7 separate regions of the Homo sapiens genome follow, and all the other regions are linked to region 1. Evidence: chromatin loops called from intact Hi-C (ENCODE). Cell type or tissue: mammary epithelial cell. All regions are shown on one strand.

Region 1 (4,000 bases):
CTCTGTGACCTTGGCAAGTGGCCTCATGTCCCTGGGGCTCAGCCTCCCCATCTGTAAGGAGAGGCCCACAGAGCTGCTGTTGGATTATAAGAGATGTGACTGACAAGGGCTCAGCACGCAGACCTTGCCCATAGGGTGATTATTGTTGTCAAAGACACAGCCTGAGGCCCTGGGTGGAGCACAGCCTCCAGCCCAGCAGGTGTGAGCCATACCCCATCCCGTCTGCTGACAGAAATGTGCCTCCCTCTTTTCTGCTGGCCTGAACAGCACCACAGCACTTGTCACCAGCCCAGGCCTTCAGCCAGGTGGACGACCTGGTGTACCACACACCCATGGTGTGACCCTGTCCCTGGATGCTCTGAGAATAGAGGAGATGCTGTTGCTGCCCCATAGGCCCTGGGCCCAGAGAAGGACGCAGACTCCTCCCACCAGGAGCCAAGGTTACCCTCCCCCAACCCTGAGTGTCTAATTCCCACGAACTCTCCTTCTTAAAGGAGGGCAGGGAGAGAAACGAACAGCAAGAACCATAGCTATTTGGTGCAAAAAGAAACGTGGTCACTGAGAGATTCCAGGAAGTGTCAAGGCCAGCCAGGTTTACCGCTGCCGTGCTGAGCCCTGGCCTAGGGACAGGTGAGCCCCCTCCCCACAGTGCCACAGGGGCGGGCAGGGCCTGCTCCATAAAGCCATCATTGTGTCCCACCTCTGTGCCCCCACCCAGGGCCCGGGTCCCACCAAGGCCCTGGGGCCCTGCCCAAGAAGAAGCTTCCATCAGAACAGTCAACTGACTTGTCAAGCCAACTGTAATCTAGCAAGAGGGCGACTCTTTAATAGCAGTGGCGATGAATGGAGGTAAAAAGAGCAGGACCTGGTGACGAGGAGCATGGGGGCCGGCCATCATCCTCCAGGAAGGGCACTGGCACCAAGTGAATTCCACAGACAGAGGGGTGGCCAGTCCAGCCAGCAGAGAGTGGAGCAGAGTGGGAGCTGGTCCCGAGCCCCAACGATCAGGCAAGGCTGCCTGGAGGGCACTGACCATGCCCTTCTAGGCATCAGGGCCCAGGACTGAGGCCACCTTCTTCCACCTGTGCCCCGGCCCCTGGTGGCTTAGGCAGCTGGGGTGGGAGCAGCAAGCACCCCATGGTTGAGTGACTTTTCTCGGACTAGAACATTTCACCCTCAAAAGAGCCGCCATCCACCCCACCCCACCCCCAGGGAACATCCCCAACAGTGGAGCTTGTCAAGCTGCTCAGTGCCCTCTCTGGTGGCTCCCCCGACCCGGCCGAGTCGGAACCCCTCTGGGCAGTGAATGACAGCCATCTGGGAGGAGACCCACTGGCCACCGGAAGCTGCGAGCAGTCACCCCCCACCCCATCCAGGCTGTGATCCCGCCTCCACCCTAGTCGTCTAAAGACATGTCCCTTGGGAAGTTTCAAGCAGAAGAACCAGGACGATGCCCTTGGGGCAACGTTACCAGGTCCCTGTCCTGCCTCCCAAGCTGGCAGAACCCGCCAGGCCTGCCCACAGTCCCGCTGCCCGGGGAGGAGGGTGGGCTCCACTGGACAGACTCCGAATCCCGGCCAGGCAGCAGTCCAAGCCCCCCACTTGCCAACAACCCCACGTCACACGCGAGGGCAGGGGGCCAGCCAGGGGGAGGTCACCGAGCCAGCAGGGCGGGGGGGGCGGGCAAGGGCCGGGGAAGCCCAGGACCACGCTGCCCCTACGAATTGCTCAGGTTCTCCTCTTCTGTTTATCCTACCCTCTTCCCCTAAGGACTGAAGCGGGCCTGGAGGGCCTAGAGAAAGGGCACAAAGAACAGCGAGGCCCTGGGCGGGCGTGGAGGGAGGGGAATGGCCCTTCCGAAGCCCCGGGCCTCTTCCAGCGCGGTCCTCGAACCGAACCGCAGGACCCCTGCTGTCCCCGGGCAGCGGCCGGAGCGCGTCCCTCGGGTCCTGGGAAGACCTGCCGCGTCTGCGGGCTGCCTGGGAGCCCAGGCGCCCCGCGGTGCTGGGGGAGGAGCCCGGCACGGGGCCGCTGGGCGGCAAAGGGGCCGCGGGCTCCCTGGAGGAGGCGGCTGCGGACGGGGCCTGGCGACCTCGGAGAAGGTGGCGTCCACGGCGCGCAGCCCGGCGCCCCAAGCCTGCCGCCGGGTCGGGGTCGGGGCCGGGGCCGGGCCCCGCGGGTCCGCGCGAGCCGGAGTCCCCTCTAAAAGTTTGTCCCCAAACGAAACCCCTCTCTCTGCCCCGCGTGGGCAGCGGGGCCAGCCCCACGGGAGGCTCTGAGGACAGACACGACTGCCCTCCTCCACCCCTTGGCAAACAACAATGGGCGGCCGCCGGACGAACGACGAGGGAAGCGAGTGTGGAAAATCCCCCAATTTTTTGCAAAGTCAACCGCGGGCGCTCGGGGGCCGGGCCGCGTGCTGCCCCCGCGCGGCCGTCCGCGGGACTGTGCGCCGGGAGGGGGCGCCGCTGTTGATCTCGTGGTTCTCAGACTCTGAGACCGCACGGTGGGCCGGGAATGAGGCTTCATTCCTGAAGCCGAATGTTAATGCCTCTTCTGGGATCATCACAGCCTGCCACTAAGCCGTGTTCTTTTACTTTTCTTTGCCATTAAGTCAGAGATCACGCATTAAAGAATTGGTGAAGTGGATCTTCAGGGGACAAAGCCACTGAGCAGAAGAGCTGCCAGTGCTTTTCCTTGGACCCCACAAGCAGTCAGGGCCAGAAGCTGCCCCTAGCAAACACTTAGCTCATATGCACTCTCGGGGCTGGGGCAAACCTTGGCCACGCAGGAGATCACCCAGGGAAGAAAGGAAACAGCGCGCAGAGCGCGCCTCCTGAGACCCTGGCTGTGTCCGCTGACCTCCTGGAACCCCACGCCAGCCCCAGACTGTGCGTTTCTATCCATTTTCCAAGACATGACACTGAGGACTCATCGCGGGGAGTAGCGGGAAGTGGTGGGGAGTAGCGTGATGCAAGCTGCCCCGCCAACGAGGGCTCGAGCTGCCTTCCACTCGGCTCAAGTGTCCACTGATTGATGGGTGGCTCATCTGACTTGACTTTCAGAGCCCAGAAACTCACCTACAGCCTTAGGGTCTCAGGTGCCTGTGCAGGGCTTCAATCAAAGTGGAAGACTGAGCAAAGTCCTGTAGCCAGCCAGGCAGATTTCCCTCCTCTTAAAAGAATTCTAGAAAGAAAGGGCTTCCTGGCTAATGTGAGTGCTTCCCATCAGCCAGTGTGGCAGGTATGAAGTTGGATTAAATAGCTTGTTCTGGGAGATGTTGCTCCATGGGTCAGGCTGCTCTGGCTCCCATTCAAGGGTGGGACCTTATCACAGGCACTTCGTCCCTGCCTGGGCCTCAGTTTCCCCCTTGGGACAGTGAGATCATCACAGGGTGGAGCCATGGCCCAAGTACCGATGGCTTCGTTGGCCTTCGGAGCTGCTCCAGCTTTCCCTTGAACACTCTGGGCCCACGTTCCCCCTTGGTGGCAGTGACGGTCACCAGGCTCTCAGGAGTGGCCCCTGTAGACGCTCTCATCCCTGGCCTAGGGAGCTGGGGCAAGTGCAGAGGTGGGGAAGGGGAGGGTTCTGGGGCTCACAGCAGGAATCAGGATCCCAGCTCTGCTGACTCTCATGGGGTGAGAGTGGTTGACCTTGGAACCAGGGTCTTAACCCCTTTGAACCTCAGTTTTCTCTTCTGTAAATGGATATCACAGCCTACCCCCGCAGATTTGCTGATGGAATTGGAAATGACACCTCTACAATGCCTGGCACCCAGCAGGTCTCCAAAAGAGCAGCCTTAATTATGATGTAGCACGAGGATCCTTATCTGGGTAAGGACATCTGGGGGGTGGACCCGGGGCAGCTGTGCTCCCCTAGGCCACACAGGAAGGCTCCCCAGGGCTCAGGCACAGACTGCGTCAAGGGGCTGCAGGCAGGTCCAAGCACACTGCAGGGCGGCCCCACCTGTGTCCCATGGGGACTGCACCCCCACTCCTAT
Region 2 (4,000 bases), 1.5 Mb before region 1:
AAGGTTTCCTCATGGATGGTTTATATAATTTTTTTCTAGGATTGGGCCACACTTTCCTATTCCTTTGTATATCTTGTGATTTTTGTTGTTGTTGCTGAAAATTGGGCATTTTGAATATTACAATGTGGTTACCCTGGAAATCAGATTATCTCCATTCCCTAGAGTTTGTTATTATTTTTTCTTCTTGATGAATGTTGTCCTCTATTTCTTTAGTGATTTCTCCAAACTAATTTTGCAAAGACTGGATTCTTTGTCATTTGTGGTCACTGAAGTCTCTGTTTCATTATCTCAGTGGTCAACAGTGACATTCCAGAGATTTCCTTAAGTATCTGGAGTGAAAGAAAAAAAGAAAGGGAGAAATAAATAAATACATGAATGAAACGAGAAAACAAGAAAGAGAGAAGATACTCGTGTTTTGACTTTTGCAGCTTGGCTCTGAGCTGGGACAGGAGTTCCTTCAGTGCTAAGCCAGGCTTCCTGCAACTATGCCTTAGCTTTTGCCTCTTGCTTGCCTGGAGCCCACAGATCTGTCAGAGGTACAAGCCTGGGGTCCTTTTAGATGTTTTCTCATATGTGTCCTGTTCTGGGCCTGTGTGTTATCTTCTATCTTTGCCAGCATACACAGTAGCCCTTCTGAGCTCTTATTCTTCCAACAACCTTCCTTTTTGGGCTCCTTCTTTTTGGCTTTTGGTCTGCCAGTTGCCTGAGCACAGTTCCCTACACCAGGTGGAAAGAAAAGGTCAAGAAAAAGGTCAATTTAGTCTTCCAGGGAACCATCAGACAGATGAATACACAGTACCATAAAACTTTAAGAATAAACTCTGTATTAACCCCTGGCACCAGAAAGCCACACAGGGAATGCAGCCTTCTGTCATCATGGCTGATGCTGCTGTGCTAGGGAATGGAAGGAAGGTGGATGAGCAAAAATGCCACTAGGCTTTCTTACCAAAGCTAGCTTCCCTTTTCTTTATTAAGCCACCCCTTTGTGGCTGTACATTTGAGATTAGAGCTCAGTGTTTAAAAACGTTGATTATTTCAGTCTTTGACAGCTTATGATTGTTTCAACGGAGGGATCAATTCTTTAAGCAATGTATACCATCATTTTCTGTGACATCATCCCTGGTTGCCTCTTGATGAAAACATTATTCCTTTCTTGCCAGACATGTATTCAAATTAATATTGTTGCTAGATCTTGTGTGGCACAATCAAGATGCCCAATAGTCTTTTGAGGATGTGTAAAAAGAGTTTGTGAAGTCCTCCTCACTTATTTGTAGTTTGCATCTTGGTTAGTGCTAAATAAATGGTGCTCCTGAAGTCCCTGAAGCTGATCTTCACTCATGCACCGTTTAAGCATTCATTCATAGCATTAATTTGTCAAATGCTTTTGAAGGATCAACACTTTTTTTTCAGAAAGAGCAGGTAATGATATGACTCTTTTTATAAAAAATGCACTTTTCAACACCTTTGCCCACTCTTGGTAGGTTTACTCATCCACCTGTACTTGACCATAAGTTACTCAAGTCTTACTGTCGCAGCTTCCAGGCCTGCATAAGCCACGTTAAAAACTGAACTGTTTTGCTTGAAGTAAGGGTGAAGCTTGGAGCCCCCATGCTTGCTTCTTGCTCCTTTCCTGCATGCTTCTGTGGAACCACCTTAGTACAGTTTATTTGAAGATGTAATAGAACTAGACTGCAATATTATACTCCACCAGAAGATGTCACTGTAACATGTGGTTTATACATGCTGAATATATGGTAACGGAATAATGGCGAACCTTCCATTTTCTCAGTGAATCAAAAAGAGAAAGAAAAACGTAGTTTTGGCCAACTTATATATAAAAACTTTGAAGGTGAGAAAGAGATAGTCAATATCTACTCATAATGTTTAATTAACTCATTTAGTTACATATACATATTTGAAATAATATATAGAATCATTAATTTGTAAATATCACTTTATTTTCATTCATATTTCATGGAACAACTTTATGAAAGTTCCTTACATGCTTATCTTTCATAAGTGTCTTTATTGTCACTAGAGACACTTAAAAACCTTTTATTTGAAAATACTTTCAAACTTACAGGAAAGTTGCAAGAATAAGAATAGAACATGGAATATTCATATACTCTTTTCCCACATTCACCTTTTATTAACATTTTGTTCATTTGCTTTATCTTGTTTTCTCTTTCCCTGTCTCTGTGCTATATATCTATATCTATATCTATATCTATCTATATCTATATATCCATTTAGTTATCACTAAATACGTTGGTAAGTATTTCCTAAGAAAAAGCATTCTCACACACTCTTTGGTTCAAATAACAACTTCAGGCCGGGCACAGTGGCTCACACCTGTAATCCCAGCACTTTGGGAGGCCGAGGCGGGTGGATCGCCTGAGGTCAGGAGTTCGAGACCAGCCTGGTCAGCATGGTTAAACCCTCGTCTCTACTAAAACTACAAAAATTAGCCAGGCGGGATGGTGTGTGCCTGTAATCCCAGCTACTTGGGAGGCTGAAGCAGGAGAATCGCTTGAACCCGGGAGGTGGAGGTTGCAGTGAGCTGAGGTCGAGCCATTATACTCCAGCCTGGGTGACAGAGCGAGACTCCCTCTCAAACAGACAAACAAATGAACAAGCAAATAACAACTTCAGTAACTTTTTTTCTAATCTGTTAACCATATTCCAGTGTTGTCAATTGTCCCAGTAATGTCCTTTACAGCATTTCTCCTGCTCCTATAGAGAACCCGTCTAGGATCAGGTATTGCATTTGCTGCTCTGTCATTCTACTCTCCTTTAATCTGGAACATTGCCATAGCCTTTCCTTGTCTCTTATAACTTTGGTATTTTTGAAGAATGTAGTCACTTTCCCTCTCCCCCCAACTTTTTAAATAGAATGGTGCCTAATGTTTCCTCATGGCTAGATTTGGGTTATGTATCCTAGGCCAGAATGCTAGAGAGGCGATGCTGTGTCCCCCTCAGGGCAGCCCATCTCGAGGCATATGGTGCCTGTCTGTTTCTCAGTGGTGATGTTAATTTTCATCACCTGGTCAAGGTGTTGTTCAGTTTCTCCATGGGAGTGCCACCCACATTCCAGGAATGCTGCTAAGCATTCAACTTATATTTTTCACAATTAATCCTGATGGCAATTTGCAAGCTGGTCTTCAGTCTTCTCACTATCCAGATATGGCAACTAGTGCCCACCAAGATTGAGATTCCACAGCACATATGGGTGAGGCTGGTGTTCGGATATGGTGCATCTGACTTTCCACGTCTCCACTGTGTTTCCCAGACTGAGATGTTCTGATTAGGTTTCCATAAGCCAGCACCATCTTATGCTATCTGCTTTATTTATGAAACTCTGCCAAAGTGACTGCACAATATAGTAAGGCTAATGTGTGGTCTTCAGAGTTACCTACGTACGACCTTGAGCTTCTCAATATTCATATGTGGTAGAAAAATAGAGAAAATTCCCATTGTGAGCTGCTATATCAGGATTGGCAAACATAAGAAACTACAGTAACTGTAGAGTTATAATTTTTATTAAGGAAATCAGAAATATATATTTTCAATTCTCCAGAAGCATTTTGTTCCTGATTTCCAAGTCTCACTGCAATTACTAGTTAATAAAAACATGTTTTAATATGCTGGCAGAAAATTGATACTATTTCCAATCTGTGCCATGAAACAAATAAAATGTGGGGAGAAATTGAGCTCTCATTTCAGAAATGGGAAATGGATTTTTAAAAGTTCAGATCATTACCAAGGGTAATTTTCTTATAATAAGTTTAACACCTACTTGCTCAATGCAAAACTTTGCCAGGGAAAATTGTTACTTTTCAAACACAATAAAGAAGGCTGTAACCTATTCCAAGAGCTGTCTATTCTAAAAGTCATTGTGTGCTTAGGTCCAGCAGTCTGTGCCTGCCCAGGGCTGGGGCAGGGCCCATGGGACTGCAGGTGCCCCGCTCAGGGTGTGCGTTCCTCAGCAGGATGGAAAGGC
Region 3 (4,000 bases), 100 kb before region 1:
AACATGCATCTGAGCACTGGGTCACATACCCTTGCTCCTCTAAAGAATTCTCCCGGCACAGAGGAGGCATCAGTGATTCTGTGCTGAATACATGAACTGAAAAGGCTGAAAAGTCACTGATTCCAGGCTCAGTAAATAGATGACAAGAGAACGATTGGCCTCCCACCCAATGTCCTTGACAGACATAGCTAATCAATCACCACATGCTTCCCTGCCAGGGCCCAGGCTAACCTCATAGGCTCAATAGAGCACCCCAAACAGCCACTACCAAGCAATCACAGTTGGCCAGTTTGTCCATCCCAATTTAGCCATTTACATGCTGAGCCCCAGGGAGAGGGAGAGAGCTCTCCCAGCTAGTTCATGACAGCTCTCCAGACACTCCCTCCATATCCCAGGCTGAGTTCACCTGTGTTGGTCTCATGTCCCTGGACACAGCACATTCTCAAAGGGCCCAGACCAAGTCCCTGCCCCACATGGAATCTAGCTCAAGGCATGTGGTGACCAGAACTCATGTAGCCATTCAGATTTTCAACTCCCAAGAGTGCACATCCTGCATAATCCTGAGACTAAGAATATGATGGACTTTGCTCCTGAGATTAAGTTCTATCATGTGACACACTGACTCTAAGATTGGGAGATGGTTCTGGTGGGCCTGACCTGATTGCATGAGCCATTTATTTATTTATTTATTGAGATGGAGTCTCCCTCTGCTGCCCAGGCTGGAGTGCAGTGGCGCAGTCTCACTGCAACCGCCGCCTCCCGAGTTCAAGCGATTCTTCTGCCTCAGCCTCCCAAGTAGCTGGAACTACAGGCTCGCACCACCTCACCCAGCTAATTTTTGTATTTTTAGTAGAGATGGGGTTTCACCATATTGGCCAAATTGGTCTCAAACTCCTGACCTTGTGATTCACCCTCCTCGGCCTCCCAAGGTGCTGGGATTACAGGCATGAGCCACCACGCCCAGCCCCTGCATGAGCCCTTTAAAGTAGAGAGTGTCCTTCCTCTGCTAGCGACAGAAGAGCAAGTCAGAGCTTGGAAGCATGAGAAGGACTCTCTGTGCCTTTGCTGGCCTGAAGACAGACAGGCCACCTGGCAAACGGTGCAGCAGCCTTCAGAAGCTGAGAGCAGCCCCAGCTGACAGCAGCAAGGGAACAGCACCTTAGTCCTGCAACCACAAAGAACCGAGTCCTGGCAACAAAGAATGAGCTAGGAAGAGTTTTCCCACCCCGCCCCCAGCCTCCAGAAGAGGACTCAGTCCAATCAAAACCTTCATTCTCCCATCGTGATTCCCTGAGCAGGATGCTCAGCCACAGCAAGCTGGACTTTTGACTTACAGAAGGAGGAGCAAAAAAATAGGTGTTTCTTTAAGCTGCTGTGTCCTGGCGATTTGTTACACAGCACAGAAAACTAATCCAGGGCAATGTGCAACGAAGGCTCAAGGAACTCATCTGAAGTGAATGAAATTGGGTCACACTTGATCTGCTGGGGCCAGAGGAGGATCTGCCTTGAACTCAATTCTTTCTCCTTAGACACTAGGAGAAGTGCCAGCGGCTCCACCACCATGTTCTCATCATGCCTTAAGCAAATCTGACTCAACGAAAGAAAATTCTCACTATGCTCCAAGAGCATATTAATAGAAGCAGGAAGGAGAGAAATCCTAGGCAGACAGGGGCAGGTCCCCAGTGAAACCCGACATTCAAGCCAAAAACAGTCTGAAACCCACAGACCAGAGTGAGAACTTCTATTCCTGTTTGCCTGCTCTCTCCCAGTTGGTTCCTTCTGAATAATGCCTTTTAACCAATCGAATGTTGCCTTTTCCAATACTACCTGTGGCCCACCGGCCCCTATGTGGTACCTATAAATACCCTAGACTCAGTCAGTAGAGGGAAGACAGCCTGACTTTGGGGAGGAGACCTCCTGACTTTGGGAGAAGATGACCTGCCCTTCCCATCCCCTCTCTAGCTCCCCTCTCCACTGAGAGCTGTTTTCATCACTCAATAAAATTCTCCACCCTCACCATCCTTCAATCATCAAACGTGACCTCATTCTTCTTGGATGCTGGACAAGAGCTCAGGACCTACCGAGTGCGGGTACCCGGAGAGGCTGTCACACTGGCCCTATGCCCTCACCAGTGGAGGACAGCTGCCCCATGAGATGGGGCAAGGGGCTGACTGAGCTGCTAACGCACCACCATCCATCGGGCTGTGGATGGCAGAACTAAAAGAGCTAATTAGCATGCTAATACCCTCTCTGGGGCTTCAGGGTCATGGCTACCCTTGTCTGGGCGCTGCTGCATTCCCCTCGAAGCCACACACCTGGTCTGGCTGCGGGCCCTGCACAGAGCTTGCTCCTGTGTCAGTGGAGTGGCCGGCTGGATCCTGCACTCACTTGCTCAAGTGCTCCCTCCTGCAAGGGGCTGAGAACAGCGAGCCGAGTAGACCAGGCACCCCTGCCGCGAGTCTGGCGAAGGGGCCAAGAAAAGTCCTGCATTGATATGAACTAGAACCATCCCTGACCAGCTCATCAAAAGCTGCTGTAGATTTTCCTGAGGAGGCAGGAGGTGGCCCCTTTGGCATCTCTGGCCCACTGCAGGGTAAGAAGAAAAGGGAGGAGGCTTTGAGGGACATCAGACTACTTTCTTTTTCACAAAGCTTCAGAATTCCTGTTGCTGAAGCCATCCTTTTAAGCCTTGCACCCCTAACAGTGTCTAGCCCCAGCAGGCTTATCTCAAGCCAGTGTGTTACCTGCCTTGGCACTACCGCCCAAGACCTGCTGTCCTCCACAGAACATAAGCCCCCCATGGGCAGGAGTTACCATCTTGCCCAGTGCCCCATGCCCTTCGCCAGCATACTGCCAGGTGCGTAGGAGGCATCCACAAACACCTCATGGGTTGTAAATGCCTCGGGAGCCAGCAAACCGCACACAACAGCACACAGAAAACACGTGTGAGGTAAACTTCTGAGCGGCCACAGCTGGGGTGAGCGGGAGCACTACAATTCTTACAACTGGTCGTGCATGACCCCAGACTCACACATACACAGGGAAGATCAATCACATGCATTGTCAGCTCTCTCTCACAACACACCACTAAAATGATATCAATAGATTTAAATATATATATATAAGCTCATAAGGACTGAGAGAATGGGAGAGAAGACAGCAGCAAATCCAAGAATGCAATACATTTTGGAATCTAGAAAATGGATGGAGGAGAGTAACTGAGCTGGAGAGCCCAGGCAGCTGCCCTCAGTGAGGCACAGAGGCAATGCCAAGAGGAAGTGATCCCTGGCCCCAAGCCACCCTCTGGGCCCAGGAGAGGGGAGCCCAGAGCACACCTGAGGGGCAGCAGGAAGCGTGGGCCACAAAATGTATTATTCCAGCCAAGACAATCTGGGGAGGGGTGCTATTAATAATTATACCAGGACAACAGATGCAGCCTGGGCTGGCCTGGGGGCGGAAATCCTGGTACTGGCAAAAGTTCGTGTCTTCGTCTGTTTTGTGCTGCTAAAACAGACTACCACAGCCTGGGTAATTTATAAAGAACAGAAATGTATTTCTCACAATTCTGGAGACTGGGAAGTCCGACATCAAGGCGCCAGCATCTAGTTAAAACCTTTGTGCTATGTCATCCCATGACAGAAGACAAGAGGGCAAGAGAGACAGAGACAGAGAGAGAGCAAGAGAGGACCAAACTCTTATTTAAAAAAACACTCTCTCAGTAAGGAACGCACTCCCTTGATAGGGACATTAATCCATTCCTGAGAGCTCTGCGTCTTTTGGGTCTATTAATCACCTCTTAGAGATCTCACCTCTCAGCATTATAGTATTGGGGATTAAGTTTCCAGCACATGAACTGTGGGGAATACTAACATTCAGTGATAATGGCACTAGACACTCAAGGACCCTCACTCCTCACTGAGACCGCAAGTATAGTGGAGGGAAGGCCTGATGTGCAGAGAGACGTGGAGGATGATGACGTCTGCACTCAAAATGGGGAAAC
Region 4 (4,000 bases), 1.6 Mb before region 1:
CTGACCTCACTTGAGCCCAGTATTTACAGAAGTCTCTGGCATTGTGGAAAACTAAGGGTCCCACAGTGACAAGACTTGTTTTCCCACAGCTGCAGAACCCTTCATCGCTCCCTGAGGAGACTCAGCTCAGAGCACAGCATGTGACAGACACATGGCTATGCAATGCCATCTAGATGTCATAGAGGAGGTAACAGGGTGCTTTGGAAGGACATGTGGTTTCAGGACCACCTTCTAGGATGATGTTTTTATGGGCAGATGCAAGCTTGCTTTGGAATGTCAGGACATCAGGCCAATCCTGCCCTGGGGCCACCTTGTCCAACATCACCCTCCCATCTAGGCTGCCAGGCTGGCGAGCCCCCAATGGACCCTGCCTCCCCTAAGGCCTTACTTACCCCCACCAGGACATTTCAGCATCATTACTGGATGGGAAGGTGGAAATCCAGTCACTGTTTTGTTATATAGCCACGATTCCTAACTTGTGTGGGGAAAAGTTTACATCTTTATTGTCACAAGCCTTTAACTGAAATTGAGCATTCCCATTCATCATAAATTACAGACAGCAAGCCGTGGTGTTAATAGTACTATAACTTTGTCACCAATAGAAATCCAGATAATTTCATCTTCTTCTAGTTATGAATAGAAGAACATTTATATCATTCATTATGTCAAAATTTCAGTTGTTGTTAGGCCTGATGTTAGATCATGTGAGTTAGTGAGTTAATAAATACATTTTTTTTTTTTTGAGGCAGGGTCTCTGTCTGCCGACAAGGCTGGAGTGCAGTGGTGCAGTCTCGGTTCACTGCAACTTCCACCTCCCAGGCTCAAGCAATCCTTCCACCTCAGCCTCCCAAGTAGCTGGGACTACAGGCACATGTGCCACCATGCCTGGCTAATTTTTGTATTTTTTTGTAGAGGCAAGGTTTTGCTATATTGCCCAGGCTGGTCTCGAACTCCTAAGCTCAAGCCATCCACACACCTCAGCCTCCCAAAGTGCTGGGATTACAGGTATGAGCCACTGTGCCCGGCCAATACATATATCCAAATTTTTAAATTTTGTTTTTGATGGAGTCTTGCTCTGTCACCCAGGCTAAAGTGCATGGTACAATCTCGGCTCACTGCCATCTCCACCTCCCAGGTTCCAGTGATTCTCATGCCTCAACCTCCTGAGTAGCTGGGACTACAGGCATGCACCACCATGCCCCGCTAATTTTTTGTATTTTTGGTAGAGATGGGGTTTCACCATATGGCCAGGCTTGTCTCAAACTCCTGATCTCAAGGGATTTGCCCATTTCGGCCTCCTAAAGTGCTGGGATTACAGACGTGAGCCATCGTGCTGGGCCAAAAAGTTTAATTTTAAATATTTGAATTTTTTTTTTTTTTTTTTTTTTTTTGGCAGAGTCTCTCTCTGTCGCCCAGGCTGGAGTGCAACGGCATGATCTCGGCTCACTGCAACCTCCATCTCCCGGTTCAAGCGATTCTCTTGCTTTGGCCTCCCGAGTAGCTGGGACTACAGATATGCATCACCGTGCCCGTTTTCTTTTTGTATTTTTAGTAGAGACAGTTTTCCCACATTGGCCAGGCTGATCTCGAACTCCTGACCTCTGGTGATCCGTCCACCTCGGCCTCCCAAAGTGTTGGGATTATAGGTGTGAGCCATCACGCCTGGCCTAATACTTGAATAATATTTTAAAGCAATTGGTGCTCTTGGTAATTCTATATGTTTTATTTTTTGCATTTAAGGCATTATTCTGAGAAGAGGTCTGTAGGCTTCACCACACTGCCAATGGGGTCCATGGCATACACAGGGAAAAACCATTAAGAACCCTGAGTAAATTTCAAAATCCCAGACCTGTCATTTGGCAGAGACACCACCAGGGAGCAGAATAACAAAAAGAATGTGAGCTCCAGGCTGCAAAGTCCAAAAGGGAGAAGGTAATCTACACGCGCTTTATCCAAACCTGTGACTGAGTGCCAAAAAGGAAGGAGCCTTAGAGAGCGAGCCCCATAGGATATTGTCATCTGGGGAGATTGAGGCAGGTAGGCGCAGAGCCTGAGTGAGGAAAACCCAGGTCCCGCAGCTCCCAGTCCTTTTCCACTGCACCCCACTGGACCGCCAGCTGCTTCTTAGGACCTGGCTAATGAAGCAGAACGTGGCACCACTCCTGTCCTGGACGTTACCCACCTTCTCACTCTAGATGGTAGAGAAGACCGTGGATCACCTGGGGACACAGGTGAAAGGCCTGCTGGGCCTGCTAGAGGACCTGGCCTGGAACCTGCCCGGGGGACCCTTCAGCCCCGTCCCCGACCTCCTCGGAAAAGGTGAGCAGTGCAGGTGGCAGAGGACAGCCTCTGGGCTGCTGTCATCTGGCGCTGTGCAGGCGAGACGGGGACGGCTGCTACGCCGCACAGGTGTAGCCTGGATAGCAGGGAGGGTCCCAGCGCCCCCTGGGGACGGAATCGGGACCGCATCATCCCTGCTCCCCTCCCCTACCACCCCGCCCCCACACCCGGTCGCTGCCTCCCAGCGTCAAATGAGGTTCTGGAAGAGCCGGCCCTAGATGACATCTCAGCACAACCCCGGCGCAGAGAAGCTACCTGCTTCATTGGCCTTCTCACGACTGGAGCTCCTCAGTTCCTTTCATTTCCCCCTGAGGAGCCACTCCTGTTCCACCCCAAAACCGTCGCAGGGAAGACGGGCACCCCCACTGATCAGGCAGGGATGGGGTTGCACTCTGTTCTCTCCTTGATCCCTGTGTCCCTGGCGCAGGAGGAGTTCCCGGGGGCTGGGGAGGGGAGGGAAGGCACTGCTGAGCACCACGGGGGCGGGTACCCTGCAGCACCCCAGCTTGCTCAGTGGAGGCCGCTGCTTTCTTTCAGATGGCTTCTGAGCCCCGGAGCTGGAGCCCAGCAGCTGGAGGTGGTGCACCTGCCAGGCAGCACCCTCTGATAGCCAGCGCTGTCCTCTCGCCTTCCTTCCTCAGCTTCGTGTGAAATAAAAGCTACTGTTTTTGGTCTCCTCTGTGTCTGCTGACAGAGTAACCCGTTTACAGCCCCCTCTCCCTCCACTTCCATGCCTGGGGGAGGCCGGCCACCCCCTCCAGGCTCAGACCTGGGGACACGCCCACTCCCGCCATCTGTGCTTTAGCATTCCCTTATTTATAGGGGCAGATGGAGCAGGGGTTGATTCACAGAGGTGGGGGCCCTTCGAGTGGCCTTGCGTCTCAAAATGTGGCCATAGGTGAGAAGCAAGGGGAGCACGGTCTCAGGACCCACCCGGACTCCTTAATCCAAATCTGCATTGCAATCAGACCCCCAGGGAATTTATGTGTCCATTAAAGAGGTTTGTTGTTGTTTTAAAAAAAATTTCCTATGAAGTGGAATTCAATGTAAAATTCATCATTCTAACCATTTTAAATTGTGTAAGGCTGGGGGCAGTGGCTTACGCCTATAATCCTAGCATTTTGGGAGGCCAAGGTAGGAGGATCACTTGAGCCCAGGAGTTTGAGACCAGCCTGGACAACATGGTGAAACCCCATCCCTACAAAAAATACAAAAATTAGCCTGGCATGGTGGCATGGTGGTGCATGCCTGTAATCCCAGCTACTCAGGAGGCTGGGGTAGGAGGATCACCTGAGCCCTGGAGACCAAGGCTGCGGTGAGCCATGATTGTGCCACTGCACTCCAGCCTGGGTGACAGAGTGAGACCTTGTCTCAAAAAAATAATGATAATAAAATAAATAAATTGTACAAATGCAGTGGCGTCCAGTACATTCAGAAGTTGTGCAGTCATCACCGCCAGTTCCAGAACATTGTTCTCACTCTAGAAAGAAACTCTGTATCTATCAAGCAGTCACATCCCATTCCTGCTGCCCCCCACCCCCCCTGGAAACCACTGATCTCTGTCTCCATGAACTTGCCTCCTCTGGACATTTTAAATACAGTAGTCCTGCTTTATCTGTGGTTTCACCTTCCATGGTTTCAGTTACCTGAAGTCAACCAC
Region 5 (4,000 bases), 210 kb before region 1:
CTCTCCTTCTCTCTCCCTCCAAATAGCTTCCTGCAGTATGCTAACCCTTCTTGTGATCATGTGAGATGATAAAACGCCTACATGATGAGATGAAGTGAGGTGAATGACATAGGCATTGTCACATAAATGGAAAATCCCAGAGGTAAACAATGTGTGAGTTTTAAGTTGCACAGCATTCTGAGTAGCGCCCAGGATGTGAATCCTCCCTATGCCCAGCACGTCCATGCTGCAGACACTGCCCACCCATTAAGTCACTTAGTAGCCATCTTGCTTATCAGATGGGCTGTTGTGGTATTTCAGTGCTTGCCTTCAAGTAATCCTTATTTTACTTAATAATAACCTAAAGCACCAGAGTAGCAGCAGAATATGTTCAGACCACGGTTGACCACTAGTAAATGAAACCTCAGACACAAAGCCATTGATAAGGGAAGGACTCCTATGCTAGGGAAACAGGGAGGGTGTGGATGAAAAAGAGTGCAGGTGTAAGAGAGATCAAATCCTCAACGTCCACCAGAGTAAGTCTACAGATAAAGCCTAAACTGATCAAATATGTGTGTGTATAACAGTATAAGAACATTATTGAGGAAGAGAGAGATGTGTAAATATTAGCAAAATAAAAGAAGCTGAAAGGTTATAAACGTAATTGCCTCTGGATTTAGGAAGTCTGGTGACAAGTTTAACATATCCTTTGTAGAAGCCAAGTAGAAACTGCCTCTTCACTCTCTGAAGGTTCACTGAAAAGCCACTGACAAATGGCATATTAATAGGAGAAAAGGCATACAAATATATTAACATGCATGGGAGTCACACAAAATACAAGAACTCAAAGAAACAGCCACATGGTTGATGCTGATGCTTTTATACCATCTTGAGGTTACAGAAAGAATGGGGGCTCCAACCATGGCCAAGAACAGGTAATGGAAGGGGGAGAAGAGGAGGCCTGGCTACCAGAGGTGGTCTTGTTGTGTAGATGAGAACTCACAGGCTGCAGCCCTCAGATAGAACAGATGCTAAATGTTTATTTAACACCTCTAAGGGGTGGCCTTTAAGGGTGTCAGACTCCTGGTTAACCATTCCTAGACAGGACAAAGGAAGACCTCAAATAAAGTCGGCTGCATCAGTGCAGGTTTTCTGCACAGATGCAAATCTCCCCCCAAAAGACAGCTTTGCAGGGCTACTTCTGTCTGCAGGCCCTCTGAATGGCCATCTCAAAATACACCAAAGAAATGTATCTTGGGGTGAAATATCTTGGTATCCTTCACTATACCCCTGTGAAACACCACCATCACAATCAAGATGATGAACACATCCATTGTCCCCAAAATCTTCCACATGCCCCTGGCTCTCACCCCCTCCCAGTCCCAAGGCAACCACTGAGATTTCTATCACTATAAATTCCTTTGCGTTTTCTACAACTGTATATAAATTAAAACATACAGCAATTATTCTTTTTATTCTGGTTTCTGTGGCACAGCAAAATTTTTTTAGTTATCTTTTTTTTGTAGTGAAAACATTTAACATCTACTCTCATAGCAAATTTCAAGTATGAAATGCAGCATTATCAACTTTAGTTACCATGCTATACATGAGACATCCAGAACTTATACATCCTGAATATCTGAAACTTTATACTCTTTGACTAGCATCTTCTGGTTCCCTCCATCCCCCAGTCCCTGAAAACAACCATTCTCCTCTCTGCCTCTATGAGTTTGACTTTCTTAGATTCCGCATTTAAGCGAATCATGCAGTGTTTGTCTTTCTGTGCCTGACTTATTTCACTTAATGTCCTCCTGGTTCATCCATGTTATTGCAAATGACAGAATTTCTTCTTTCTAAGGATAAATATTATTCCATTCTGTGTGTGTGTGTGTGTGTGTGTGTGTGTATGGGGGGGTGTGTAGGTACATAAATAAATAAAAAAATATATATATATCTCTTATATATGTAACATGTGCTTAGGCTGATTTCATATCTTGGCTATTGTGAAAATACCGCAGTGAACACAGGACTGAAGATATCTCTTTGAGAAACTAACTTTATTTTATTTGGCTATATACCCAGAAGTAGAATTGCTAGATCATATATTAGTTTCATTTTTAATTTTTTGAGGTACCTCCATATTATATCTCTTAGTGGCTGTGCCAATTTACATTCCCATCAACAGTGAACAAGGGTTCCCTTTTCTCCACATCCTCACCAATACTTGTTATCTTTGGAGGTTTTGTAGTTGTTGTAGTTAGCCATTCTAACCAGTGTGAGGTGATATTTCATTGAGGTTTTGATTTGCATTTCCCTGATGATTAGTGACATTGAGCCCCTTTTCAAGTACCTGTTGGCCATTTGTATGTATCCTTTGGAAAAAAATGTCAATTTAAGTCATTTGCCCATTTTCTTTGTTTGTTTGGTTTTGGTTTTGGTTTTGAAACAGTCTCACTCTGTTGCCCAGGCTGGAGTGCAGTGACGTGATCTCAGCTCACTGTAACCTCCGCCTTCCAGGTTCAAGCGGTTCTCAAGCCTCAGCCTCCCAAATAGCTGGAGGCTAATTTTTGTATTTTTAGTAGAAATGGGGTTTCCCCATGTTGACCAGGCTGGTCTCGAACTCCTGACCTGAAGTGATCTGCCAACCTCGACCTCCCAAAGTGCTGGGATTAGAGGTGTGAGCCACCACTCCCAGCACTTTGCCCATTTTTAATCAGACTGTCTTCTCATTATTGAGTGTTTGAGTTTGTACATATTTTTCATATTAACCCCTTATCGGATGTATGGTTTGTAAATATATCCTCCCATACTGTAGGTTGTCTCTTTACCCTGTTGATTTTTTTTCCTTTGCTGTACAGAAGCTTTTTAGTTTCTATAAAAAAAAAATAGACAATCCCATTTGTCTATTTTTGCTTCAGTTGCCTGTGCTTTGGGAGGTTGTATTCAAAATAACACTACCCAAACCAATGTCAAGAAGATTTTTTGTTTGCTTCTAGCAGTTTTATGGATTCAGGTCTTAAGTTTAAGTTTTCAATCCATTTTGAGTTGATTTTTGTACATAGGCTGAGACAAAGTTTCACTTTCATTGCTGTGTATGTGAATATCCAGTTTCCCCAACACCGTTTACTGAAGACACAATCCTTACACCACAGTGCATTCTTGGCATCGTTGTTGAAGATCAGTCTGTTATAAATGTATGGATTTACTCCTGCGCTCTCTATTCTGTTCTACTGGTCTCTATATCTGTTTTTACAGCACTACCACACTCCTTTGATTACTATTGCTCTGTAGTATACTTCTAAACCAGGAAGCATCATGCCTCCAGCTTCATTCTTCTTGCTCAAGATTGTCTTGGCGATTTTGGGTCTTTGATGGTTTCCTATGAATTTTAGATTTGGTTTTTCTATTTTTGTGAAAAATGCCACAGCACCCTCCAAAGTCAGCCCCACGGCCAACCTAAACCCCATCCACCCGGCCTCAGGAGGGCTTCCCAGGTATCCTTAGCCTTCCCATGCTCTCTTCTGTTCATGTAAGGACCATGCATGTTGGATAAGGCAGAGCACAGGAGTTATGACAGTGGGCCCTGGGTTCAAATCCTAGCTCTACCACTCCGGATTTGGAGCCTAAGGTAGGTTACTTAATCTCTCCGTGCCTCAATTTCCTCACTTGTAAAGTGGGGAGAAGACTCCTGGTAAGGCTGGATAAAGTTATCGTATGGACACTTGGAATGGTGGCCAACGGGTAGGACCCACTCCTGCAGGTGGGTTACTGTCAGCATTACCTCACACTCTTTTTCAAAGGGGCCCAGGAGAAATCAGAGTCCCTGGGGACCAGGGACCAGGCCTATAACAAATGTGCACACAACAGCTGCTCAATAAAAACAGTGGGTGGTGAGACAGGAAGAGAAGGGAACTAGTGAGTGCCCCATGCCCACCCTGTGCCAGGGTCAGGCACTGGACTTTGAGCTTTCCCCTGTGGATCCTGCATCCTCATCACCATCCAGGGTGGGTGTGACAACCAT
Region 6 (4,000 bases), 980 kb before region 1:
TGGAGGCTCGACCCCCACCCCCGCAGCTGCGCAGAGTTGGGGAGATTCTGGCAAAGGCTGCTCTTCCAAAGGCCTGTGGGGAGGTCCTTGCAATGGCAGGTGGGATGGCTAGAGTGGTTCATGACATGCCCAGAGCCTGGCCTTTATCTCATGCAACAGGCACCTACTGCCTGTGCCAGCACAGTGCCTGTCCTGCATCAGGGCTTGCGGGGGTCAGAGGTGGGGACACCCCAGAGGGAGACTGCTGCAGCAGAGGTGGGGGCTGCACTAACCTGGAAGACCCTGTGGAGAAGACACATTGGCAGGTCAAGGCCTGGGCTCTGGAGCTGGAAGGGTGGGCTGAATCCGTGAGGCCCTTTGGGGCCCACTGGCTCACATTCCTAAGGAGGAAGCATTTCCCCTGAGGGCATGTGGGAGCTGCTCCCCCAGGGTGGGGTGGGTGAGCTGGGAGAGCCACCAGGTGGAGGTGAAGGTGTGGGTCAGAGCCCCATAGTCAGCTGTTAGATTGTTTCTAAAACAAAAGTAAAGGGGGTCTGAATGAGGTTGAGTTTCTCTTTAGGGCAATAGGCACATACTTTGGCCGACTCAGACGCCTGTTCTCCTCCATTTTCTTGGCTTGTTTTCTGAAGAAATAAGTCTCACAGCACTGTGGAGGGTGTGTGTGTGTGTGTGTGTGCATATCTTTTGGGGTGCGGGCTATTTTCTCCAGTCTCCAGTGGGAGGTCACCTCATAGCCCCGCTCATTTCCTCCAGCCATGGGACAGCATGTGGTGGTTAGTGACCTGCATTTGATAACTCAGCATGGGTGAATGGAATTGAGATGTACAACAAATCATAAATGTGAATACTTCTACATTATACAGAATACGTTCGTGTCAAAATATTTATTCATAAACAGATAATAGGATGAATGTGTCTCTATAACTTAAAATCAAACATATAATTAAATTGATTATATGATTTTGAATCCTCAAGAATAGTCATTTAAAGACAGATGATTTTGAATGAAGAACATAAATAATAAAATTGATAAAGTAATTGTGGTGGAATTTGAGTCAATCATGCCGTCAGTTCTTTCCCATTTTCTGTTCAGAGGTACGCAACCCCTCGATTATTCTCACGGATGTAAAAATTGGCTTCACTTAAAGTGTCTAATAATACTTAATGGTAATCGGTTGGACATGCTCTGCCTGACCCAGATGTAGTTAGCTCTAGGGTCTTGCCAGCTGGGACTGGGAAGCCAAGACTTTAGGGACCACACTGCTCTGTTTGCCTCCTATATGATATCTTGTGAAATATGACATTAACAATGATTTCCAATAAATGGGACATGATGCATTCAGTCCAAAGTTTTGCTGCAGCTTTAAGAAAGAAACAAATAGGAGTCTAGTTGAGCAAAAGCAGCCTCAGAAAGAAGTGACCAGACCAGCAACAGCGTACCATGGATGAGCCAGGTCTTTTTGGCCAATTCTCAGGGCCCTGAAAAGGAGGCATGAAGGCCGACATTTAATAGAGCCTTAATAAACATTTGTGAGTGAATGAATAAATTATATGAGTGATTGCATTTTATTCATCCATGTCCCTGCGTTGGACATTTAGGCTTTGTAGATGGGTGTTATAAATGATGGTGAAACGCACATCACATGCTCATCTCCTTTATGCCTTCAGGTGCTAGAGTTTCTCTAGCATCCATTCCTAATTATTTTCCAGAGCTGTGTTCCAGTATTCCTCTGCACTAATAGTGTGACATGGTTTTATTTTCCTTGAACCTTTGCCAGTTGAGATTGAACATTAGGTAGGCAGAGACCAAGTCTACTTAACTCCTTTTAAAGTCACCATCTGCAGGGTGTCAGACCTGCTATCTGTCTTCCAAATACCCATTCCCTCCTCCTTTTACTACGGAACGCAGATGTTTCAGAGTCCTTAGTAGTATCCTTAGCATTAAACTCCCCACTTCCCTAACAGTAGAGATGATAATGGGTTACAGCTCAAGCACATAAAGTGTTGGTAGAAATCCCTCAGAAGGACACACTTTTCATGAGTGGAAAGGCCCAGCCTTGTTGAGAAGGAGTTTCTCTGCCCATTTGCACCTCTAGAACCTGCCTAGGAGGGGATGTGAGACCATGAGGCGTAGCATCTACCTTGTGGCATGAAGTGACGTGCATAAGGATTAAACCTCATCAACTGCAGTAGATTCCAGAGGGCTCTGCCAAGACCTGTCCCCCATATATTGAGAGTGGTAGCTGAAGACACAACTGTGTTGCTTCTTAAGGTTGCCCTTGGCCTAAAGGAGGCGCCACAGCCCAGGCAATGATGGGCTGATGTGGAATATGGAGGGCCTGCATTTGGGATGACTCTGAGGGGCATCCCAGCTCCAGAGACTCCTTAGGATTGACTGAGGCATGAGTTGTTACTGCTTTGCTGTTCAGCATCTCCCACTGCCCAGACCTGCCTTCCTCATGTCCCTAACTGGTACGTCTCCTGAAAGCTCTCCCCAGTAAACCCTCTTAAGGAAATGCCTGGTCTCACATCTGTTTCCAATGAACCCAATCTGAAACATTCAGAAGGGATAACAGAGCACATGTATTGAAAAGGCCCGATGTCATTGCTCAGCTATCACACCTGCCCTGTTTTCCCAGACATTTTGTAATATGTGACAAATAGCACCTTTTCTATTTAGGCTACTGTCATTGGAATTTCTGTTACTTACCCAGACACAGTTCTAACTGATTTATGGAGCCCCATATGCTTGGCAAGGGGCCAAGGTCCTGACAAACACAGGGGTGTTAGGAGTTTTCATGTTTTCCATGATATTACAAGGTTATGTACATAAAACGGAGGTCAATATAGTTCTATGGTCCTCAGCTTCCTCTCCTCCCACGCCTCCAACCCCATTTTTGTCTCATGCTCTAGCAATTTGGAAGTGCCTGTGGAACACCACGCTGTGTTTTCTTCCTCTTTGGCACACATGCTATTCTCATCTGAGAAGTTTCCCGTGCACTTAGAAAACACGTCATCCTTTTCAACCCAGTTCTGGCTGACTGCTCTCCTTCTGTGGGAGATATGGCTCTCTGCTGGCACCATGCCCCTTATCCCCTCTACCTTGAGACTATAGTCCTGAACTATATCAACTTAACTAAATTCGAACTACTGTTCCCTGAATTCCCTCTTGTATGGTTTTGGGTAAGGGTTGACCAGAAAAGAAAGGAGTTTGTATAAGATTTTGGAGGCAGAGGTGAACCAGCAGGCTCTGCGTATGCTCTGAAGTACCATGTAGGGCACCAGACACTGCTGGGCTGGGGACTCTTGTCTCTGCCCTGCTGGCTCGCCTTGCTGCCTCCTGGCTCCTGCAGTTCTAGCAGACTGCCTCTTTCAGCTGCTCCAAGTTCTGGGTAGCGCATACATCACTTCTTTGCAAATGGCATCAGCTTTTCCTACAGGTCACCCATGCCATTAAGGGTGAAGACTGTGAGAGACAGATGTGGGGTCCAGTTTATCCTCACAGATTCCAGTGTGTCTTTATGGGATCCAGTCATGCGAATAGCTTCCAGTTTGTCCTTGCAATCCCTCATGTCACTTCCAGTCTTCCTCCTGACTAATGGCCAGGCTGACTTAAGGCTCAGAACCAACACGAGGCATAAAGATAAAGGCTTACATAGACTGCTTAACCATCTCCAAAAATTACAAATGGTCCAAACCTGTTCATTACTCCCTTATTCCATATAACTCACAGTGGTTCTGATCCTGTGGTTGAAGACCAGCTGATATACACTTAGTAATAAATACGTGATGTATTCAGAGTGTCAAAGTGCTCAAATAAAATACTACATTTCCCACATACCATTGCAGTAAGAAGGGCCAATGAGATGTAAGGGACATCATTGGGTGGAGCTTCTAGGAAATGGCCAGGGTCTTCCTCTTGCTCCTTTACCTTCCCTTTCCTTCTCTCTGGAACTTAGACAAAAGGCTTGAGCTCCAGCAGCCATTATGTGACCTTGAG
Region 7 (4,000 bases), 910 kb before region 1:
GTTTCTATAGATAAATTTATACAAAGTGGAATACACAGAGCTTCTGTGTACCATTGCATGTGTACGGTACAATGTGCACAGCTGTGTAAGACAAAACCTCTTCAAGATGTAGAACATGACTCCACCCCAGGAAGTACCCCCTGCCCCATGCATCCATCCTCACCCTCATCTCCACAAAGGCTGTTCTCCATGGTTTCATGTTTTCAGAACAAAAAATGTTTTCCCTCATTCAGAATTTCACATGAGAATTTATACTCTGCATAGTCTTCTGTGTACAGCTTCATTTATTCTAGTATTATGTTTTTGAGACTCTTTTACATTATTGCATGTAAACACACTTTGTTCCTTTTAATTTCTGAGTAGTATTTTATTGTATGAATAGATTCCAGTTTATTTATTCACTCTCCTGTTGATAGATACCTGTGATGTCTCTATTTTTTGCTATTTTGAATAAATGTAACATAAAAATTCTTGTATATGGCTTTTTTTGGAAGACATGTTTTTATTTTTCTTGGATAAAATAAATTCCAAGCACATTTATGTAGCCTCCATGAAAGGCCCCACAACAGAGGGTGGAGTGCATCGTAAAAGAAATCAGGGCTATTTCTGACCCTGGGGCCACAGTGCTGCAGGGAGCTAGACTCACCTCCACCTCCTCACCCTTTACCCAGGACACCTAGAGTTTGCTGGAAAGAGTTGGACAGGAATGGAGCCAGAGTTTAATCTTTTCCGACGGTGAGGAAGTGATTGCTTTTCTCTTTAGTCTATGTCTGTGGACATGCTGGAGACATGCCACTCCAGGCAGGCAGCTGGGACCCTAGCAATGGAACCTTATGTCCCCAGTCAGTGGGGCCTGGCAGAGATTTCTGATCCAAAGAAAACACTGCTACCCTGAGTGACTCAAGAGTATAAAGGGTTAGGTCTCAGTCCAGGTTTCTGACCCAACATACAACCCGCATTGACTCTGTGTGTTCAATATACACCACCCAGTAGTAAAATCAAGAATAAACAACCTTAACCAACTCTATCTTAATTACAGAAAAGTTATTACATTTATACAAAATAATACCCTCACAGCAGAAACAGTGCACAAATCAGTACATGCACCATCAGCCATCTGATCCCCAAACGCTCTTTTTTCTAACCCTACACCCCAAACTCCATGTCTCAGAAAACAATAATTGGTTATTATTATCCCTCACAGTTCTGTGGACTAATTGGGCACAGTGAGTGGTTCTCTCTCTGGGTCTCTCAAGTCGTTTAAATCAGATGGTGTTTGGCCTGGAGTCATCCAAAAGGCTTGCTCACTCACAGGTCTAGACATTGATGCTTGATGGCACCTCAGGAGGGGATGCTGGGCAGAATGCTTACATGGGACCTCCCTGTGTGGCCACAACAAAATGTGGCTTCCTCCTGGCTTGGCAGCTGGGTTCCAAGAGCAAGCATCACAAGGCAGAGAGAGCCAGGCTGAAGCAGTAATTCTTTTTAAGACCCAGCCTTGGAAGTCACCCAGTGCCACCACATTCTATTCAGTTGAGAGGAATTACCAAGGCCAGGACACACTCAAGGAAAGGGGACTCGGGCTCCACTTCTTGCTGGGAGGCATGTCAAATAATTTTTAGATGTGGTGTGAAGTCATCAGTTTTTTAAAAAGCCCTATGCACTGTACTGCCATAGGAAAACAAAACAGAGAGCCAGGCGCTTGGGTGTCCATGCTTAGAGAATGAATGTGTACATGCTTAGAGATCCTGACCTGCAGATGTCACCAGAGCTGTGTTTCTTGTAAGACTCTACAGGATGCAGGGATGCTGTTAAACACAGCCACCACCCTTGGCTGCTCGGTCTGTCTGGGCATGTGCCGCACTCACTGCTCCCATCATTAATATGCCAAAAGGGGTCCATGCCACTCCCCACTTGCCTTTTTTCTCACAGCAACATGGAATGGGACAAGGGAGTCTCTGGCATCCTTGGCAAGGGCAGTGGTCAGTGAGCCTAAGAATGTGCTAAGTGGTTGTTGGAGTTGATGTTCTCTGTAACTCCTAAGGAAAGGAAGCTTGTGGCTTGCAGTGTCCGTGTGCAGGATGTGAGTCAGATCTAAAGGAATAGATTCTTACTGTCACTTTTGATATTCCCTAACTCCCTAACCCTAAATCTAATTCATGAGGCGAGACTTCCCCAGTAAAAGGAACCACTTGCTAAGACAACAACAGCAAATGCCTGTGTTCTATGTGGCCAGTTCCCTTCCTCTGAGTCCCTGGTAGACACGACTAGCTAAAAAGATAATTGTTTTCTTGCTGTGCCTAAAAGTATGCATATGTGTGTGTGTGTGTGTGTGTGTGTGTGTGTGTGTGTGTGTGTGACTATGGATAGAAAATTCAATGGCAAAAAGAATGCACCTATTGCACTGGGCAAGCAACGTAACTTTTCTGAGTCCCAGGTTGCTTTCCTGTGAGACAATATTAATGCCTGCCTGTGGACTTCTGCGAATTGAATGCATCACTAGGGATTTTGAAGCAGGAGGGGCTGTTGTTATTTGTGATCAGCACTGCATGGCAAGGCGGGCAGCGGGAGCCCCGCCGCAGGCTTCTGTAAAGAAAGCTGCTGGCTGAGCGCTCCCAGTGTGGCAGCAGCTGGCACGTCTTGTCCTCTAGGGTGTTGGGACCCAGTGTACCATCCAAGGCTGGGCTGGCAGCTTCTCTGTCTATTCTTCAGTCGAATAAATGTCTTTCTTGTCTTAATTACCTCCTTGAGGGCTGAGCATGCCGGTTCTCAAGCTAAAGGGCTAGAGCACTGGAAAGTGGGAATTGTAATAAAAAAGCAACCCTCCCTTCAAGTGGTACTTCTTCCTAATAATGAAGGCTCTATGCATGCTCTCGTCTTGTAAATAACTTCTACCTGGGTCCTATTCGCCTCTCAGCAGCTTTTTAGGAGATTTTGTTGCAAAACATTTTCCACAGAAGTGGAACTGAGACAAAAACAAGGAATGTACTGATACAGTGTTCCTTTTCAGGGTAGGTAGTGGGTGTGGGGAGGGGATAGAGGAGGAGAGGAGAAACTAGCTTGCAAGCTCCAGTTTTTTTTTTTCTTTTTTATTATACTTTAAGTTCTGGGATACATGTGCAGAACATGCAGGTTTGTTACATAAGTATACACATGCCATGGTGGTTTGCTGCATTCATCAACTAGTCACCTACATTAGGCATTTCTTCTAATGCTATCCTTCCCCTAGCCCTCCACCGCCTGACAGGCCCCAGTGTATGATGTTCCACTCCCTGTGTCCATGTGTTCTCATTGTTCAACTCCCACTTATGGATGAGAACATGCGGTGTTTGGTTTTCGGGGGTTCCTATGCTAGTTTGTTGAGAATGATGTTTTCCAGCGTCATACATGTCCGGGCAAAGGACATGAACTCATCTTTTATGGCTGCATATGGCTCCATAGTGTATATGTGCTACATTTTCTTTATCCAGTCTATCACTGATGGGCATTTGGGTTGGTTCCAAGTCTTTGCTATTGTGAATAGTGCTGCAATAAACATCTGTGTGCATGTGTCTTTATAGTAGAATGATTTATAATCCTTTGGGTATATACCCAGTAATGGGATTGCTGGATCAAATGGTATTTCTGGTTCTAGATCCTTGAGGAATCGGCACACTGCCTTCCACAATGGTTGAACTAATTTACATTCCAACCAACAGTGTAAAAGCGTTCCTATTTCTCCACATCCTCTCTAGCATCTGTTGTTTCCTAACTTTTTAATGATCGTCATTCTAACTGGCGTGAGATGGTATCTCATTGTGGTTTTGATTTGCACCAGTTCCAGGGGGCATGGCTGAGAAAATGACAGGTGCAGTGAGAGAAGGCCTGGCCAGCAGGATCATTGCTGCTGGGAATCCATCCCACCTGTGAGCCCGCACCCTCAAAACCCATCTGATCCGATCTCCAGTGAGAAATAGGAGCACTCGTGGAAACCTTCTAGGCCATTTAATCCACTGGCCTC

Evidence for each region. Peaks named below come from ENCODE experiments on the same cell type or tissue, not always from the same donor. Only the 100,000 strongest peaks of a DNase experiment are listed, where the experiment ranks them.
Region 2: a loop joins it to region 1, with 12 times the contacts of the local background. A loop is called at or near these places in 19 of 110 quality-filtered maps.
Region 3: a loop joins it to region 1, with 2.3 times the contacts of the local background. A loop is called at or near these places in 5 of 110 quality-filtered maps.
Region 4: a loop joins it to region 1, with 9 times the contacts of the local background. A loop is called at or near these places in 10 of 110 quality-filtered maps.
Region 5: a loop joins it to region 1, with 13 times the contacts of the local background. A loop is called at or near these places in 46 of 110 quality-filtered maps.
Region 6: a loop joins it to region 1, with 9 times the contacts of the local background. A loop is called at or near these places in 2 of 110 quality-filtered maps.
Region 7: it touches region 1 in a loop (9-fold over the local background); 2 of 110 quality-filtered maps call a loop at or near these places.

What each region holds. Positions count from the first base shown.
Region 1 is chr2:128,320,413-128,324,412 of GRCh38, reverse strand. No RefSeq gene overlaps it. Among named protein-coding and RNA genes, the nearest start is that of HS6ST1, 3.5 kb to the right of the region's middle. RefSeq lists an enhancer at 578-1,510 and silencers at 1,977-2,186, 2,227-2,546. In mammary epithelial cell, a CTCF peak has its summit at 2,432 (motif pointing right); a DNase peak (open chromatin) is centred at 2,452; H3K4me3 peaks cover 718 bases; H3K27ac peaks cover 285 bases.
Region 2 is chr2:129,847,473-129,851,472 of GRCh38, reverse strand. No RefSeq gene overlaps it. Among named protein-coding and RNA genes, the nearest start is that of LINC02572, 28 kb to the left of the region's middle. In mammary epithelial cell, a CTCF peak has its summit at 1,711 (motif pointing right); no DNase peak of the experiment used is centred here.
Region 3 is chr2:128,420,346-128,424,345 of GRCh38, reverse strand. All of the region lies in intron 1 of LOC105373611 (a long non-coding RNA gene), which reads right to left. Among named protein-coding and RNA genes, the nearest start is that of HS6ST1, 100 kb to the right of the region's middle. In mammary epithelial cell, no CTCF peak of the experiment used is centred here; a DNase peak (open chromatin) is centred at 1,605; H3K27ac peaks cover 424 bases.
Region 4 is chr2:129,921,877-129,925,876 of GRCh38, reverse strand. It overlaps LINC01856 (long intergenic non-protein coding RNA 1856), which reads right to left and starts at 2,700. Exons shown (of 4, transcript NR_110285.1): 1 at 2,596-2,700. It also overlaps the pseudogene PLAC9P1. RefSeq lists enhancers at 1,764-2,577, 2,578-3,393. In mammary epithelial cell, CTCF peaks have their summits at 1,866 (motif pointing right) and 2,879; no DNase peak of the experiment used is centred here; H3K27me3 peaks cover 757 bases.
Region 5 is chr2:128,530,312-128,534,311 of GRCh38, reverse strand. All of the region lies in intron 1 of LOC105373611 (a long non-coding RNA gene), which reads right to left. Among named protein-coding and RNA genes, the nearest start is that of HS6ST1, 210 kb to the right of the region's middle. In mammary epithelial cell, a CTCF peak has its summit at 2,256; no DNase peak of the experiment used is centred here.
Region 6 is chr2:129,295,916-129,299,915 of GRCh38, reverse strand. No RefSeq gene overlaps it. Among named protein-coding and RNA genes, the nearest start is that of LINC01854, 24 kb to the right of the region's middle. RefSeq lists an enhancer at 101-602. In mammary epithelial cell, a CTCF peak has its summit at 2,293 (motif pointing right); no DNase peak of the experiment used is centred here.
Region 7 is chr2:129,232,017-129,236,016 of GRCh38, reverse strand. No RefSeq gene overlaps it. Among named protein-coding and RNA genes, the nearest start is that of LINC01854, 40 kb to the left of the region's middle. In mammary epithelial cell, a CTCF peak has its summit at 1,748 (motif pointing right); no DNase peak of the experiment used is centred here.